Regions from separate parts of the Homo sapiens genome. Here region 2 is linked to region 1. Evidence: chromatin loops called from intact Hi-C (ENCODE). Cell type or tissue: HCT116. All regions are shown on one strand. Each heading gives the region's core, and the rest is flanking DNA. Links, peaks and the distances in the headings are about the cores only. Region 1 overlaps MPP7 (MAGUK p55 scaffold protein 7). Region 2 overlaps MPP7 (MAGUK p55 scaffold protein 7).

The links. A loop is a pair of places that touch in the nucleus more often than their neighbours do. Peaks named below come from ENCODE experiments on the same cell type or tissue, not always from the same donor. Only the 100,000 strongest peaks of a DNase experiment are listed, where the experiment ranks them.
Region 2: it touches region 1 in a loop (3-fold over the local background); 2 of 110 quality-filtered maps call a loop at or near these places.

What each region holds. Positions count from the first base shown.
Region 1 is chr10:28,116,652-28,125,643 of GRCh38, forward strand. MPP7 (MAGUK p55 scaffold protein 7) reads right to left here. Exons shown (of 17, transcript NM_001318170.2): 7 at 8,359-8,440; 8 at 7,380-7,465; 9 at 3,943-4,017; 10 at 3,543-3,739; 11 at 3,000-3,064. Among named protein-coding and RNA genes, the nearest start is that of SNORD130, 48 kb to the left of the region's middle. RefSeq lists an enhancer at 2,544-3,743. In HCT116, for the core only: no CTCF peak of the experiment used is centred there; DNase peaks (open chromatin) are centred at 2,831, 3,610 and 7,630; H3K4me3 peaks cover 1,765 bases; H3K27ac peaks cover 8,000 bases.
Region 2 is chr10:28,214,119-28,223,110 of GRCh38, forward strand. All of the region lies in intron 2 of MPP7 (MAGUK p55 scaffold protein 7), which reads right to left. Among named protein-coding and RNA genes, the nearest start is that of MIR8086, 71 kb to the right of the region's middle. In HCT116, for the core only: no CTCF peak of the experiment used is centred there; DNase peaks (open chromatin) are centred at 2,003, 3,913 and 5,303; H3K4me3 peaks cover 3,512 bases; H3K27ac peaks cover 8,000 bases.

The DNA of each region.
Region 1 (8,992 bases), core at 222-8,221:
TCTTCCAAAAAATAGGGGGAGGAGACAAGTCCTTATATCCAGCTACTTAAGACTTAGAAATATTTTAGGTTTAAGAGGTCATGTTTTAGTTTTCAGGAATTTTTTAAGAGGTAAATTATTTTTTTGTTTGAAAAGCCTTTTTATTCTTCTGGGTTTGTATTAGATACACAAAGATTCTTTAGGGGAGGACATAACCAAGCAACAAAGATGAATATGACTTGCACTTATGAATTTTGCATAAGGAGGCTAGTTTCAAAGCCTAAAGAGGTTGTTATTATCATGGCTCCTGATTTTACTTACCTTGGAGCCAAGAACTAGAGCTCTAGCACAAATATAAGTGCAAAAATGCAAAGACAGTAAGATTGGGATGTGCCCTTCCTTATTTATTTCTATGTTGATATTAACTGAAACCCTATAGTTCCAGAACCATCTTCCATGAACTTTTCCCCCATGCAAACTCAAGTTATGGTGATACACTACAAATGAAATAAAAAGCAAAATAAAGATTTAGAAAAGAGTAATACGAGCAATCACTTTGTATAAAAAGTTAACTGGCTAATTTCGTAAATGGTATTATGTGACTAAATTCATTATTTCAAATCCTATATTTGCAATTTCCTCCTAGATGTTAAGTACACTTGTAAAAATTAGTGGATAAAGTTTTTATCACTGTATTTTTAAAATAAATTTATAAACATTGACATGATAGAATTATTCTTCCTTTATAAATTTTAATTGAATCAGAAACTTTTTTTACAACCCTATTCTATTAATATTCAAAATCATAAAAACAAAAGATTTTATACCAACTTGCTGTTTTTCTTCATGGCATTTTCCTATAATTCAACAAAGGGCATGATAACGTAAGTTTCCTATTCCAAAACCCTAAGTACCAAATATTGAAATCCAGAAAGTAGTGGATCAGATGGCCTTTACAAGTTTTAGTTTGGTAAAGAATCATCATCAAAACATAGGTTAAAGTGTTTTTAAATGCCATTTAAAATGTTCAGAATCAATACAATGATTTATGCATAACTTTTAACTTTATGTGAGACAATATTCAAGGAAATTTCAAGTAGAATTTCAATTCTTTGAGAATAAAGACATTAGCTGCCTATTTGTCACAGAAATATATTGTCTCTCTGAACAAGTCCATATCTGTTATATGTTTATGATTTAATAAGGATAATTTTGACCAGATTTATTTGAAAATAAATAACATATATAAAAACAAACAATGCATCTCTCAGTGAATCAAACTCTAGTTTAATAAGAGAGACAGAGAGAGAGGAGAAAGAAAGAGAGGAGGACCAGCAAACATTTCTGAATGGTATTCAAGAGGCAGAAAAAGCAAAAACAAAAACAAAAAAAAACAAAATTAGTCAAATGAGGACATTTCAGTAAAGATAAATGCTAGAATAAATATTTATCAGATCCAAATATTGAAGTATTAACATAAAAAAGAAATCATGCAAATCAACATACAAAAGGACTCCGTTACAATTAATACTTCTACATACACACACAAACAAACACACATACCCCCACACACACCTCACCTTCCTATGCATCTATATAGAAACCAGTTTGAAAGAGCTATTAAAAAGCAAAATATCCCTTTTGTATAGTTCTTTTAAAGAAATACATATACACTTATCAAAAATTTTCAATCAATGAAAATTTATAATAATATCAAACTGTACATTTCTAAGTTGCCTAGGACTGAAAAAGAGTTGAGTATGGATCCAGATTCGAGTATAATTACATTTATTTCATCTTTAAGTGACACATTATCTTATCCCACATATGCCAAATATATTAGAAATGTGTAAGCCTCCTATTTAAAAATCCCTTTGAGAGCCAGTCAGGCAAGGAGCCTCAAAGCTCCTTTCTGTTAGTGAGTTGGCCAGTGAAAAGTCATCACGCTTAAGAACAGTGCAATATTCTCACGAAAGCTTTAAGTTTTCTGATGTCAGAAGACTTGTAGCATTCTGTGACAAGGGTTTTTTTCCTTGTGCCTAGACTTAATGTAGCAAGGACAAGCAGGCTTTTGAATGAGTGCTCCACTTTAAGCATTTGCCTGCTTGTGAGATTTATACTCGACTACAGTTTGGCTCCCTTCTAATGTGATTCCTGGGCTATATGCTTCTGCAAACTGACAGAAATCACAGGAGATGTGAAAAATGCAACAATACTAAAAACAGATGTTGGTGTAAAATTCCAGGGCCATTTATTTGGTCATTTCGCTGTTTAATGTACAGTTTCTATGCTAAAAACAAAGGGTTGGTTTTTTCCTCTTAAAATACCTAGAACCATGAAACATCTAGGCGAGGTGGAACAGGGAATTTATGGGATGCAGACTTGAAGAGCTGGGTGGTGGGAAATAAAGAAAAGCTGACAGAAGATTAGGCTGAAAGAGAAAAAAAAGTATTTAAATGCACACTAAGTTTTTCAGTAGTCATACGGTAGCCATCCTTTGTCTTTCTCTCATTTTCTTTTAATCTAGTCTGGTAATAACTCCAAAGGGATAGGCTAAAGGTCAGAAGTATTATGATCTGGGGATAAGAAAGGAATTAAGAACAATTGGTCTTGAGCACAATTGCTTTTGTACCCAAGAAAATGGTAGATTTTTTTTCTCCCTAATCTTTACCAAGAAATACCTAACCCAAACTTCCTGGCTTTGAAGAAGGAAGAGCTGTATTTTAGGTGACATTTAATAAAATAACTATATTTGGAAATCAAAGACAGTAGTAGTAGTAGTCACTTTCTTAAAGAGTGAGTCATGGATTTATTATTAACAACCTCAACCACCCCTTTCCTCAAAAGATTCATGTTAATATTCCAAATATGAATCTCATATTTGTTTGTTCCTGAGAACTGATGATCCCAAAGTTATTGCTAGGGTAATAGGACCCTTTGTTCTGCCATGAGCACCTGCTTTAATAGTCAAAAATAAACATCAGGGTTTGGTTTCTCTGCATTCTTATTAACAAACTTACATGATTTCCTGTTGGAAACTTTCAGGGGCTGAACCAATATTTCTGGTCGTCTCAAAGCCAATCTCCTGGGAGAAAGAAGGTCAACATACCTATCAATTTTCAGCACAGGTCCGAGGTGAATACAATATCAAAATATTTAGTCTTAAGAAAAAACTTAAAGGTTAGAGAAAAAAATGAATGTAATGCAATAGATTCAAATTAAGAAACAAATCGCCCACTTTCAAATTTTTGTAAATTATCTTCCCTCCCTCCAAAACCACTGGTCTTTTTTTTTTCCACCTTTCATATCAACATGGTTTCAAGATATTAATGTGCTATTTTCCATTTGCTTCATAACAAAAATCTAATATGACCCAGTACTGTCATATTATTTTTGGTCATTCATCATACTTAGTTAGACAAAACAGAAATCCAAACCCACAGGATAAAAAATTCTAAGGCAAGGTTTTATAGCATATTTTATCACATCAATGCCAGAATGATATTTTGCAGAGAACAAAAGGTCAGCTGGAGAAAAGCCATTATTATGTACCAGCAGCTCACCTTTCCTGGAAATGCTTTGAGGGGATCAAGCCTGCCCTGGGGTTGGCATCAGCTTCGTGTTTCGCTTGCCACCAAGTTGCATCATCTTGGCTCATAATCTGAAGAATATCTCCCTTTTTGAAAGAAAGCCCAGCTTCCTTACATGGAATTGCCTTATCCTCATTAGGATTATAGTCAAAGAGGGCTTTGATAAACATCTGGAAGAAAAGTTTCATTAAAGATGAATAAAGATAAAAAATAAATGTGAAATGGCCTATATTCTCCTAACTCCGACTCCAAACATAGTAATTTTAAAACTGGAATATTGAAAGAAATGTGTTGTGACAAAGTGGATATGTGTTGGATGGAAAAACATGACTTCCCTCCCACGCACGAAGAAATGTTTTTAAGCAATAATTACCTTGCCTTCTTTTGATGGTGTCTCCTCTTTGCTGCCGGGTATAATCTTAAATGTAATTGCTCCCTGAGACTGAGCCTGGTAACAGATAAAACAAGGAGTTATAAGAAAACCAGACCCAAGGAAGAATAAGGTAAAATAGGTAGAAAGTGAAATGCATCTGAAAATTTACAAGCTTGGGGCTTCTACTCTTAGATAGACTAAACGGAGGAAACTATTTTTGTAGAAATTCCTGTAATGTGAGAAAGAAAGCTCTGAAGTTTGTAGAATAAGTTAAAAAACATTAACTCCTAAATCCACTTTTACTTCCTGTGTACTTTTAAGCTGTCAAGTAAATACATTCCCATCCAAGTTTCTTCGAAATAGAAACACACAAAATATGCACAACACCTTAAATAAACACAGTATTCAATGACTAGAACAGATAATGTATAAAGGTCTGGGTGCAGTGGCTCGTGTCTGTAATTCCAGTGTTTTGGGAGGCAAGGTGGCAGGATCACCCAAGCCCAGGAGTTCAAGACCAGCAATATAGCAAAACCCCTGTCTCTACAAAAAAAATTTTAAAAATTAGCCAAGCGTGGTGATGAAGCTAAGGCCTCTTGAGCCCAGGAGTTCAAGGCTGCGGTGAGCTGTGATCGCACCACTGCACTCCAGCCTAGGTGACAGAGCAAGAAGCTTTTTTTTTTTTTTTTAAAGAATAATGTACAAGGTTCATACAGTTACATTTAAGTATCAGCATCCATGTTTTGGGGGACAAAACACCTATAATGTCAGTAGTGCAGTTACAAATACATGATTCAATTAGTGGCAATGCCCATCAGAAAAAAAAAATAAAGAACATTCATATCTATTGTATTCTGGTGAGCGAGTAAAATATCCAACGTAATAGATTAATTGAAAGATGAAAAGACTGAGTATCTATTCTAACTTCATTAAAATAAGTACCAGCACCCACAAGTTTTTGTTATCTCAGATAGGATTTCTCTTTAAATATAGTCTCATGTCATTCTCTGTCTCTCTCTTTTTACCATGTATTGTAGCCATATTTAATTATTTATGCCATTATTTCATAAGATATGTTACTCCTGCTAATTTGTAAGCTCCATAAAAGCACTAAATACTTGGCACATTTGAAAGATATGAAAGGAAGGGGGGTAGGGCAAGACATATCTCTGAGTCTCACTATCTGTGGTGCACTGGTAAACCAGGACTCCATTTATTTAAAAAAAAAAAAAGGCTCTGATGTGTACTGTCTGTCAATTTCCATGGTATAAATACTTTCACTATAGTCAATTTCAATTCACCAGCATGAAGTTGCTGAAAGCTGAGTTGGGAAATGGTGCATCACACAGTCAGCTCTGGGCCGAGCCTTAAGAAGGCAGCTCTAGTGCAACACAGCAAGTTAAGTAAAATGGGATTCTGATAGTTTAAATAATAGAATTTTATAAAGGGTTGATTTATTTCAAAATGGTAATATCATTGCTATTGCTTATTGTAGAAGGCGCTCACAAATCTTATAAAGAATTCTCATACTGTAATACTGAATTACATTGGTAGAGAGAAAACAAAAGTCTTTTCTATAATCTCCTCTTATTTTTCTAGTTTGTGTCTGTGTGTTTTTTTTTAAATGGATCTATGGTCCTTACAACAGTGTCATTTAATAAGGACTCAATTGTTATTACTATTACTGCTGAGCCATATAGGTCTATCTCTCGTGATTGCCTCACAATAATCTAGCATATGGATGAATGATTATTTGATCAACGCAACTTTCTTGGTAGTTTCCGAATATTTTTGAAAAATTTTGTTTATACACATTTACCAAATTATTGCTTGAGGATTAATTTCCAACTAAAGGGTATGCACATTTAAAATTTTGATAGTTTCAGATCTCAAAAAGTTCTACTAATAATTTATCCCATCCCCAAATCATATAAATATACCTATTTTCCTATACCCTGACCAACTCTAGGCATTATCAAGCTTTCCAATCTCATATCCTGAAAATGCTTTGAGGGGATCAAGCCTGCCCTGGGCTTGGCATCACCTTCGTGTCTCCAGACATCTATGTTTTCTTTTGTAAAGTATTTGTCCATATGCACTGCTGATTTTTCTGTAAATGTTTTTCTTATTGATTTTTATCATCTCTATATATTTTGAAACATTAGCCTTTTATTATATATACTGAAAATATTTTTCATACAATCTCATTTGTCTTTGATGTTTCTTTATGGCACCTTTTTTCTATAAAGAAAGTTTTGAATTCTAGTAGACACATCTGTTATTTTTCTATTTGACTTTCATATCAAGGTTAAAAAGTCTTTTTCTACCTTATAATTATAGAAATTGTATATTACCTTTTATTGTGCAATTTTTGTTTTTTTTGCACTTATTTAATTTGTTGGGAATTTATTTTTATGTATTGTGTAAAACAAGGATTGACCTTATTTTTTCTGCGCCATTAACCTGATACCATCTATGAAATGTTCCACTGTTTTCCCACTGATTTAAAATGCCACCTTAACCATATACTAAATTTTCATATATACAGAGATCTGTTTTTGAGACACACTCAAACCTCTTCTAGTTGGTATAGGTTTCCAGTATGTTTTCACATATAAAAGAGAGTTTCCCTTCCTTTTATCTTACAAATGAACTTTAGAATTAATATTTCCAAGGCATAAAATAATTTTATTCAAGTGTCAGATTTCAAAAGACATCTAAATTAGTTTGACTAATTTGTATTGCTATGATCTATAGCATGGAATGTGACTGTGTCAATGGGAGGAAGACAAAGATAAATGCATCACCAGCCACAGTGTAGATGCCATCTGCTAAGTATAGACTTGGGACAGGGACAGGTACTAAATTCTTTTTTTTTTTTTTTTTTTTTTTTGAGACAAAGTCTTGCTATGACGCCCAGGCTGGAGTGCAGTGGTGTGATCTCGACTCACTGCAACCTCCATCTCCTGGGTTCAAGCGATTCTCCTGCCTCAGCCTCCCAAGTAGCTAGGACTACAGGTGACTGCCACCACGTGCAGCTAATTTTGTTTTGTATTTTTAGTAGAGACGGGTTTCACCATGTTGGCCAGGCTGGTCTTAAGCTCCTGACCTCAGGTGATCCACCTGTCTCAGCCTCCCAAAGTGCTGGGATTACAGATATAAGCCACCACACTCGGCCCTAAAACTCTTTATATATACTATCTCATTTAATCCTCAAAACACTCCAGATGGATAGTTACCTCTTATTCTCATTTTGCAAATGAAAACACTGAGGCATGAATAGATTAAGATATTTTCCAAGAACACACAGGGATTAAGTGTTCGAACCCTGCACTGCTTAATACAAATCCTGTCTATGTCAAACCAAGTCTAAAAGTCTGAAATACAGTGATTCGATTTTATTTTTATTGTACCTTTAAAAGAAATTTACAGCTTACCAAAATCTGTATTATTTCCTCAGGCCTTTTATCCTCCACTGGTATCCCGTTGACTTCCCTAAGTTCATCACCAACATGAATAAGACCTGAGAAATAGGAGATTTGGTAAATTAGCAGTGTTACCCACAACCAAAACTGTAATTTGCAGCTGTTTCCATAAGTAAAGCATTGTTAGGTTCCCTTAATACACTTAACGAATGGAAAGGAGACCTTCACACATCTCAGGTTTCAGCCTCTATGCCTCTCCATAGCAGTGACTCAAAAACCACAACATAGTAATGCTGGCCAAGAAATGGTAACAGGAGCTTGGTCTTTGTCTAGAAATGCACATTACTGATATCTTATACTAATATACTAATAAAATAATTTTTATTTATCTTAAAGGCTGCATGCTCTTAGCAGTACTTTTCAATTGAGAAATACAGAAGAAACAAGATTTTTTTTTTTTTTTTTTTTTTTTTTTGAGACGGAGTCTCGCTCTGTCACCCAGGCTGGAGTGCAGTGGCACAATCTCGGCTCACCGCAACCTCCGCCTCCCAGGTTCACACCATTCTCCTGCCTCAGCCTTGCAAGTAGCTGATACTACAGGTGCCCGCCACCACACTTGACTAATTTTTTTTTTTTTTGTATTTTTAGTAGAGACAGGGTTTCACCGTGTTAGCCAGGATGGTATTGATCTCCTGACCTCGTGATCCACCCGCCTTGGCCTCCAAAAGTGCTGGGATTACAGGCGTGAGCCACCACGCCCGGCCCACAAGTTTTAAGATAGCTTTGGATGCTTGTGTACAAGAAGACCATAGAGTAATGTTTATCTATCATTTATTTAAATAGGCTCTCACATTTCAACACAGAGAAAAATATCTTATTACTTGTTCTGCTGTATTAGATCCAAAGATGGTTATCCTCTTAGTTATCTACTGGAAATGCTACACACGAAACACGTGATTAGTCTGTACTTGGTTAACATTTAAAGTCTCACCACTTCTATCTGCAGCTCCTCCTCTCATGATTCTGGCCACAATGATCGCCCCGGTCTGTTCATCCTTCTTAATGGTAGCTCCCTTTTAAGACAAAAACAAAAAGCATTTGTGGGTAAATGTGTGTACTAGGTGTTAGAAAAGGAGGAAATAAGGACATTCATCTGAAAAAAGAGAAAACAACTACAAAAACGAAAAAAAAGAAATGAGGCAGGAAAAATAGACATCATGCCATTTGTCTTAGAATGTCTATTCTCATGACTAAATAGAGGAAATTCTATCTACATAGCATCAAAGGGTTTCAGCCCAATTTAAGGATTTTTGAAATCTTCAACCTCTTCAAAACTGTGTAAAATAAACATACCTTCTTTCCATTATAAAAATACCTTGTATTTCAATGCTGTTTGGTTTTTATCCTTTTAAAGCAATTCTTCATTCATTTCATCCTTATAGTACCGCATCAAGAAAGTGGAATAGTGACAATTACACTAATAGACAAAAGATTCTATATGTTAAAAAACTAAAACCCAGATCATTTGACTTTTAGTTAGTTCAGTGATCCTTCTATCACCCTCAGTTATCATAGTAAAAAAATAAAAATTTAAAAATTAAAAAAAACTTGGGCGATAATTATAA
Region 2 (8,992 bases), core at 661-8,660, 98 kb after region 1:
GATAAACAGCAGTTTTATAAATTTCCAAATTGCATTTTTATGTAATAATCTGCTGTAAACCTTGTTTTCAGCAGTATAGTTTACAACTTCTCCTCAAATTCTTTTCCAGCCACAGTGAATTGTTATTTGCTGTACCCTGAAATTACAACTGTATCCAGGAAACTTTACACCAATTCACCAGATAATTAATTTCCTGATGACTGCTACTGCTGTCATGTTCCCATTCTTCAGGATCCCTGAAACTACCTGAAAGATGAAAGAAGCATGGTAACATGCTTACATCAAAGTTTCATTAACAGGTTTAACTTAACACACTTGCCAACATTTCAAGAGGCGTGTTTCGGAAGCTGGCAAGCTCCCAAGTCCCCTCCACACTTCAAAACTCCTCTTGAGCCTTTCTCATCCCTACCCCACAAACACCGAGTGCTTACTATCTATGTGCCAGGCACTATGAAGGGCTGGAGATGCCGTGACGATGAAACCGCCTTTGCAAAAGTATAACTGAGGAAAGTATGACAGTGAAAGAAATCAGACCTAACCGACTCCATCTTGTTTCTAACCTTTAAGCTGTCCTTGTTTGTTCTTGGGCATAGGCTGAACTAACTTTGGGAAGGGATTCAGTTCATGGTTTGACTCTGAAGCAAAACTGATAATAGCCCTTTCCCAGAAAGACCCCCTTCTTGCCTGGGGACCAGTCCACCTTGCAGTACTAACAAATTAGCTACAAGATTAGAAAGTACAGTGTAGGGGTCATGCAGCCTCTGGTTCCAAGAGTCTGAACCTCTCCACGTGGCTCCTGGGGGTAACATCACTATTGAAAAATCTAAGATCAGTGCTTGAGATATTTTGTAGACCCTGCACTCGATGGATCAGCTGACACCACCCAGACAGGTAATCTGGCTCAACCAGTTCTGCCATCTCACCCAGGAACAGAAAACAGCAAGAAAACCTCACTTCAACCCCCTATTATTCCATCTCCAGCCTGAACAATCAGCACTTCTCACTTCCCAAGCCCCTACCCAAATTTCTTTAAATTATCTTTAAAAACTCTGCTCCCCAGTGCTCAGGAGATTGATTTGAATAATAATAAAACTCCGGTCTCCTGAACAGCCAGCTCTGTGTGAATTACTCTTTCTCCATTGCAATTCCCCTGTCTTGATAAATCAGTTCTGTCTAGGCAGTGGGCAAGGGAACCCATTGGGCGGTTACAAAGAAGGGAGGAAAAAAAAAATAAAAGCAAACACAAGTTTTTTCCCCAGTGTAGGGTAGCAGCCAGATATCGATAATCATGAAAATAAATGCAAAGTGACAACTCTGAAAAGCCCTATACAAGAGGAGGTTGTTGCACCAGGAAAAGTATAAGAGAGAGAGATGTGAACAACTCAGGGACAGCGTTCTCGAGGAAGCGACAATTATGCTGGGATCTGAAGGAAGCACAGACATTAACTTGGAGGTGCTGAAGTGAGGAACAGAAAGAGAACCGCACTTACAAAGGCCCTGGGGTAGCATGCTTAGACTCTAGGCTCATGCTTAGACTCTAGAGCCATGCGACATAATTACAAATCCCAGCTCTGCAACTGGGCATATTGGTAAACATCTCTGTGTATCCATTGTTTATTGTGTAAAACAGGTATAGTCATGCTAACCTTACAGAATTGTTATAAGGGTTAAATGAGTTATTTGTAAAGCTTACAATGATGCCTTGCTTTGCTGAACAACTTATGTAAGCATCTTTTAAATAAAAATAATTCCAAATTAAATGCTAAAACTTATTAAGTATGTCCAAGCATTAAGGAGGCAGATGACAAAATGTAAGTTTATCCTGCTGGATGCATTAAGGGGAAAAGAAAGCTTTCACAATAGGCAATAAAGACAGGCAACAACAGACCCCATGTATTGGGTAGAGTGAACTGAGAGATGAGAACTTAAAAATGTGATCACACCTGCCGCACCCTCCCCCAATTGACCTTTGGCCAGGCACAGTGACTCACACCCAGTAAACCCAACACCCAACACTGGGAGGCTGAGGCAGGAGGATTGCTTAAATCCAGGAGTATGGGACCAGCCTGAGCAACATAGCAAGACCCCGTTTCTAAAAAAAAAAAGGAGGATTGCCTGAGCCCAGGATTTGAGGCTGCAGTGAGTCAAGGTGGTGCCACTGCACTCCAGGCTGGGCGACACAGTGACACCTTGTCTCAAAAAATTAAAATTTAAAAACAACTTTCAATATAAAGATAATGCAACATATATTTGCAAGAGACAACTATAATTTTGGTGATATCAATAGTATGTATCTATTAACAATATACTGACAATATTGGCTGATGTAAACTGTACACCAGTGCACATTCTATATCAAAATCCAAACTGAGACTCCAGGGAACCAATCATTTGTCATTAACACTAACCACACTGAAATAGTTGCAGAGTCATTTTAGACAATGTTTCAAGTGATACAGAAAAATAATATTAATCCCTTTATTGAGGTAATTAGAAATAATTTGCACTTTCCTCCAGACTACCAGTGTTAGACATAATAAACACACACACTGGAGATGACCAGCTATGGCATACAGATGTGGGCTTATTGAAACAATTATTACTCAGAACAGACCTGCTGACAACAAATGTGCATTCAAATTATTCGATCTGTCTGGATCTCTGGGTCCCTAACTCTTGAAGTGACAGCACAAAACAGTTCATTAGATATAGGGTCAATGTTGTTAGTATTAAGCATTGTTATCCTCATTTTTTTTTTTGGCAGAACGAAAACTTGGAAAATCCTGGTTACATTCAGAGATGGTGGCAAAAAGAGTCAGCAATATAATTCATCTAGAAGTATTTTTAATACTCAAAGTCTTGATTTTGAGCCTTTTAACATTAATTCTCCCAGCAATTTTTCTAAAATTTCTGGATGTAATTAAGATATTCAGAAAAAAAATGTAGAGAACTCATGCTTGCAGGTTCCTGTTTATAGTTTCAGTGCTTTAAAGTTTTTAATACACTTTTATCTTCCATTTCAAAGGCTATATTAATTATATAGGAAAAAGCTGACAGAATTTGCAACTCAACAAGGCTATCCTTTAGACAAGGATATAACATACTCAGAAGTCAGAAAAACTGAATTAGTCTGGGCCCAGTGGCTCATGCCTGTAATCCCAGAACTTTGGGAGGCCAAGGCAGGTGGATTGCTTGAGCCCAGGATCTTCAGACCAGCCTGGGCAACATGGTGAAACCCTATCTCTACTAAAAACACAAATATTAGCTGGGTGTACTGGTGTGTCTGTAATCCCAGCTACTCAGGAGGCTGAGGCACGAGAATCGCTTGAACCCGGGAGGCAGAGGTTGCAGTGAGCCGAGATCGCACCACTGCACTCCAGCCAGGGTGACAGAGTGAGACTCTGTCTCAAAAAAAAAAAAAAAGAAAAGAAAAGAAAAGAAAAGAAAAACTGCATCAGGGAAGAACTTTTAACAAAAAAAGTCACAAAAAAAGGCTTTACCATTTGCTAGGAACCATTTCACAAAACCCACCTTTATTATAGAAATTATCTTCTGAATTACTAAGATGAGGCAGGGGAAGGGAAAAGGAAGTAGTAAGAAAAAAGAAGCCAGGAAACATATTTTCTTCCTAAAAAGATGAGAATAAAGTCCTCATGCTTTGTAAAAGGGAAAATTACCAGGGTTGTCATGTTTGTCAAACAATAGAGAACCGTCTTTTCATCAGGAAAACTATAAAGCAAGCATACACCAGCTGGACTACATCAAAAGCAATCAAAGCAAGGCAAAAAATAAAACCTCCAACTTACCCAAATGCTTGTGGTTCAGAACGCCTAAAGAGAATTAGGCAAAGTATGTGAGCTCTGATTTACTAACACATATTGGGTTGATGATTCATAGCTCCTCATGGAGACTTTACGCCTAAATGAAAATAACGATGTGTAATGCAACTGAAAGTTACTGAGGAGCCTGATCAAAGTGATGAGTAGATAACAGTTGAAAGTAGCAGTGATAGCTAACTTCAGATCAGTAGGGAGGAGGCCAAAAGAGGCCGGTGGAGAATTGGCTATGGTTCAACTGAGGCAGTGTGATAAATAAAATCGGACGCTGGAAAGGAGTCGGGGGTAGGGCAGCGGTGGTAGAGAGGTGGTTGGGGGAGAACTAGAATACAGAGCAAAGGGATTTAGTCGTAGAGGAATTAATCTTCAGATTAAAGGATCAATATGACACTAAAACCATTTATGCACTTGGCAAGCTGTGATCCTGCACACTTGAGCAGCAAAATCGTGTGTGGAAGAAAGAAATGCAGCTTTATCAGCTCCATGTTTAGTCTCAGCAACAACAGGTGAGACAGACAGGTAAAAGATTGGCTAACTAATGTTAAACGGAGGCAGAAATATCTCCCTTAAAGTAAATAACTGACTTTCAAACATATGTTAGTCACAGGCCACGAAGACACTATAAGACCTAATAGGAGGCTTTCTAATCAAACCATCCAGGCCATATTCTAGGCAATGATACCTACTGCCATGCGATCACAGTCTCCAAACACAAGGAACCAAAAAAAGAAAATCAAGATTCAGGAAAGCCTAATTCAAAGTAAAAAATTACTAAATAAAATAGAAGTTTCTGTTGTCCAAAACAAAATTTAAAAACACCAGAATTTTTTTTAAAAAATAAAACAAACATGTAACTTACACCAACAGATACTTATTTTAAATACCCAGCACGACCTAGGGCCGATTAGAATCTCAATTCCTCATTTCAGAAATGTTTGAAACAAAACTAGAGAAACTAGAGAATTTCACACTTTCCTTCCCTCCACCTCCACAGCACTTTTTCAAGAAATACATCTATGCCACAATCAAGGCACAAGTATCTAGATCTATTGATCTAACTATATATCATAGATATTCTGAAAATACAAGGAAAATGATGACAAAGTACGGAGCATAGATCCACCTATACAAACTATAAAGAGAATTTCGTTTAGAACAACTTATTTCCTATTGCTTTCTCACAGAATTTGAACAAATATAACTTATTGCTTTTAAACCTAAAAACATAAATTCAATGCTAAAATGTGACACTAAATTTCAAAACAATGACATATCTAAAATGGGAAAAAATTTAAAAAATACAGAAGCACAAGAAGGAAAGACATTTTTCCAATTCCAGAAAACTGCTTCTGTAAAAATATAATATTCTGTACAAGACAGTAGTGGTTCCTAAGAGAATAAATGGCTCAGAATTTGATGAAAGTGTTCCCGCAGCGAACAATTCACTCTGCTTGCAGATTCCAGATGCTCAACATTCCTGACATCAGAACGGAAAAATTTACTGTTAGTCTAGAGAAATTTAATATCACCATTCTTGTCATATCCCTCATAGCTTCATTATTAGTACAAGTCTGGGGAAGCCATAAACCTATGTTAAATGATAAAAAAAGATGTTCTCTGGGTTCAATCATACTCATATAAGCAACCAAAATATCTAGAAGTCATATGGAAAAAGACTTGAGGGAAAAACAAATATGTATTTACGTGTTTTTTGTCTTAGTTCTCACATTTGCATTCTGTGCAGTATGGTCAGGCATCGGACCAAAACGTTTTACTATAACCTAGGGCTAATAAACACTAAAGAACATATATCGACGCCCAGAACAACACTATAAAATTTTATTATATTAATAAAATAGGATACACCAAGCTTTAAATTTTCCACTTTGTCAAAGGTAAAATAATCAGCACTGTTCGGTGCCATTCATAACAGGCTGCAATTTTTCCCATTTAAAGTATGTTTTATTTCCAAAACTACCTATAGTACACTAAAATACTAACACAACCCTGAGAGAGGCAATCTCTTTCTCACACTTTCCCTCAACTGCAAATAACTTATTAAAGCATTGGGCCAGCTGAGTTTGTAAATATGTAAAACAATCTAAATAATTATAGTATTGCAGCTTGCTTGATAACACTTTATACAATTATCTTAAAGTCCATAAATTCAGGGTGAGTTAACAGGGGAACATGCATACAACTTTACCTAACTTTCATTTGTACATGCCATCTCTAAGCTTTAAATAGGTTCCAATTTGTAATTAACTGTCAATAGTCTGTAGCTCTGCACAAAGTATTCTCTACTACCAAAATAAATACGATGGTAGTTTGATTTTTAGCAGTATTCACCCAAAAAATAAAGCCATAGAAAAATGAAAATTACTTCTAAAGCTCATAAATTATGGCCTATAACCATCCTTTCCAAAAATCGATTACATTTACGTTACATTAAAACAATTACAGGCTTTCCTACTTGAAGTAATTGGCTATAAAAGCTAAAATGCAGTATTGGCTTTATGATATTCATAGTAAGATAGGACTTATCTCAAGCATAACATGTAGTTTGACCAAACTGGACAGTAAATCTGGATTTTACATTACATTGCAAGGTAGCAATTCAAATCTTACCTCTCATCACATTACTGTAGCCAGCATTCATTGTATTAAGTGGTAAGCAATCAACAGATCAGTAGGTGCTAACCTTGATCAGGAAGTATTGGTCATGGCAAGAGAAACCATGGAAGCAGAAAGTGGCCTATTTGGTTGTAGAGATGATGTAGTAGAAAGAGAGGTAGGCTTTTCTCCTAGAGCTGTTATCATAGTCAACAGAGATAAAGAATGAGTATGTAGCATCTAATTAATGCTTCCCAGTTTTGCAACGGGACAAAAGCATAAAAAACATCAAGCACAAGGTTGGCCCTTAATAAGCAGTAGCTTCTATTGTCATCTTTATCATATCCTCTTAGAGGCTTGTTAGTGGAATTAAAAAGCATTTAAGTGAAAGGAAGGCTCTTAGCAGAGTTCAAGGGATAAAAGTATCTTAAATGGCTTTCTTTGCAAACATTCTCCAAGAACAACCTGTTACACAATAATGCAGCGGCTGAACTCCTAAGAAACCTCAAGCTAACAAAAAGACGAACCCTCATTTCAATAGGGAAAGACATGGTAGGTTAGAAAGTTTGCAACTAATAATAACTAAGGTCCTTCCACCGTGAATTTTAGAAAAATAAAGTAATCTAAGCTGTAAACGTTTTTTCTTTTTAGCTAAAAATAACAAACTGGTGGTTCACTACTGATAACTACCAAGTTAAATGCTTCCCAGCCTTTCAATCCACACTCAAGTATTCTCTAAACAGGTGACATTTTTTTTAGCAACAGAATTCATAACTATTGGGATTAAATCCTTCCCACCCAAAAGAACAAAGGAGCAGCCAGCAAAACTTCCTGACACATAATGAAATATCCAGAAGCAGACTGGTGATGCATAAAGAACTGAATACAAGATAAGAGTGGCACTTCAAATCAGTTATGTGGTGAGGAATTATTCTACCAAGAGCAGTAACTGCTGGTTCACCATTTCAGAAACAAGTGAAATCAAATAAACTAGATCCCCACGTAATGAGGCGAATCCCAATAATCTCATTACATCCAAATCATGTTATGAAAATTCAGTCTAAGAGACACTTGCTAGAGTAAAAATCCCTTCAAGATACGTACGGAGGTGATTTTTCTACAACCCCTAAATTTGTCAAGAAGAAACAAAGCAAAATATATATACCTTAGGTAGTCTGTGCCTTATCTTAAAACATGTTCACTGGAGCTCCCTGGGCAATATTTTTAAAATCTAGGTGATTCGAGTGCTGCACTATATCGGAAAGAGAAGTTTAACATTTAATGTGAGTGCTAGCAAATAAAATATTTTAAAGTTTTTATCAGTATTTTCAATAGTGCTATGCTAGCTATTTAATTTCATCTTAACAGAATGAAATCATCTTCTAGATATGATCTCCATTTTTATTGGAACTGCTTACTATCCATCCCTAAAGTTCTCTTCTAAGAGGAAAAGGTCATGTTGTTTGAAGGACAAAAAAGTTCATATTCACAAACAGAAAAGACTATTTTAATATTGAACAATTCTACATCAACAGGAATCTGAAATCTACCAAGACAATTCTTAATATATTTGGTCACTCAAGCCATCACAAACTCTTTTTAGGACTGAACCCTAAGATTTGTACTACGATTAAAAAAAAAAAAAAGTGGCCAGGCACAGTGGCTCAGGCTTGTAAATCTCAGCATTTTGGGAGGCTGATGCAGGAGGGCCACTTGAGCTCAGGAGTTTGAGACCAGCCTGGGTAATATGGTGAGACCCCATCTCTACGAAAATAAGAAATCAGCCAGGTGTAGTGGTATGTGCCTATAGTCCCAGCTGAGGCAGGAGGATCACCTGGGCCTGGGAGTTGAGGCTGCAGTGAGCCCTGATTGCGCCAATGCACTCCAGCCAGGGTGACAGAGTGAGACTCTGTCTCAAAAAATTAAAAATTAAAAAACAATAAAAAAATTTAAAAAGCAAAACTTTTTTGTGGCAATGAATATTACAATTTTTAAAACCTAGTGATGGCCGGGCAGTGGTTCACGCCTGTAATCCCAGCACTTCAAGAGGCCGAGGCAGGCGGTCACGAGGTCAGGAGATAGAGACCACCCTGGCTAACATGGTGAAACCCCGTCTCCACTAAAAATACAAAAAATTAGCCAGGCGTGGTGGCGGGCGCCTATAGTCCCAGCTACTTGGGAGGCTGAGGCAGGAGAATGGCATGAACCCAGGAGGCAGAGCTTGCAGTGAGCCAAGATCGCGCCACTGCACTCCAGCCTGGGTGACAGAGCAAGACTCCATCTCAAAAAAAAAAAAAACCTAGTGATTTGGCTAATTTTAGGTAGTATTACATACACATAAGCATACTGGGGATCTAGGCTATAAAAATAGCTTGGCCAAGATGGTGAAACCCTGTCTCTACTAAAAAATACAAAAATGAGCCAGGCGTGGTGGCAGGTGCCTGTAGTCCCAGCTACTCAGGAGGCTGAGGCAGGAGAATCGCTTGAACCCGGGAGGCAGAGGTTGCAGTGAGCCGGGATCGCACCACTGCACTCCAGCATGG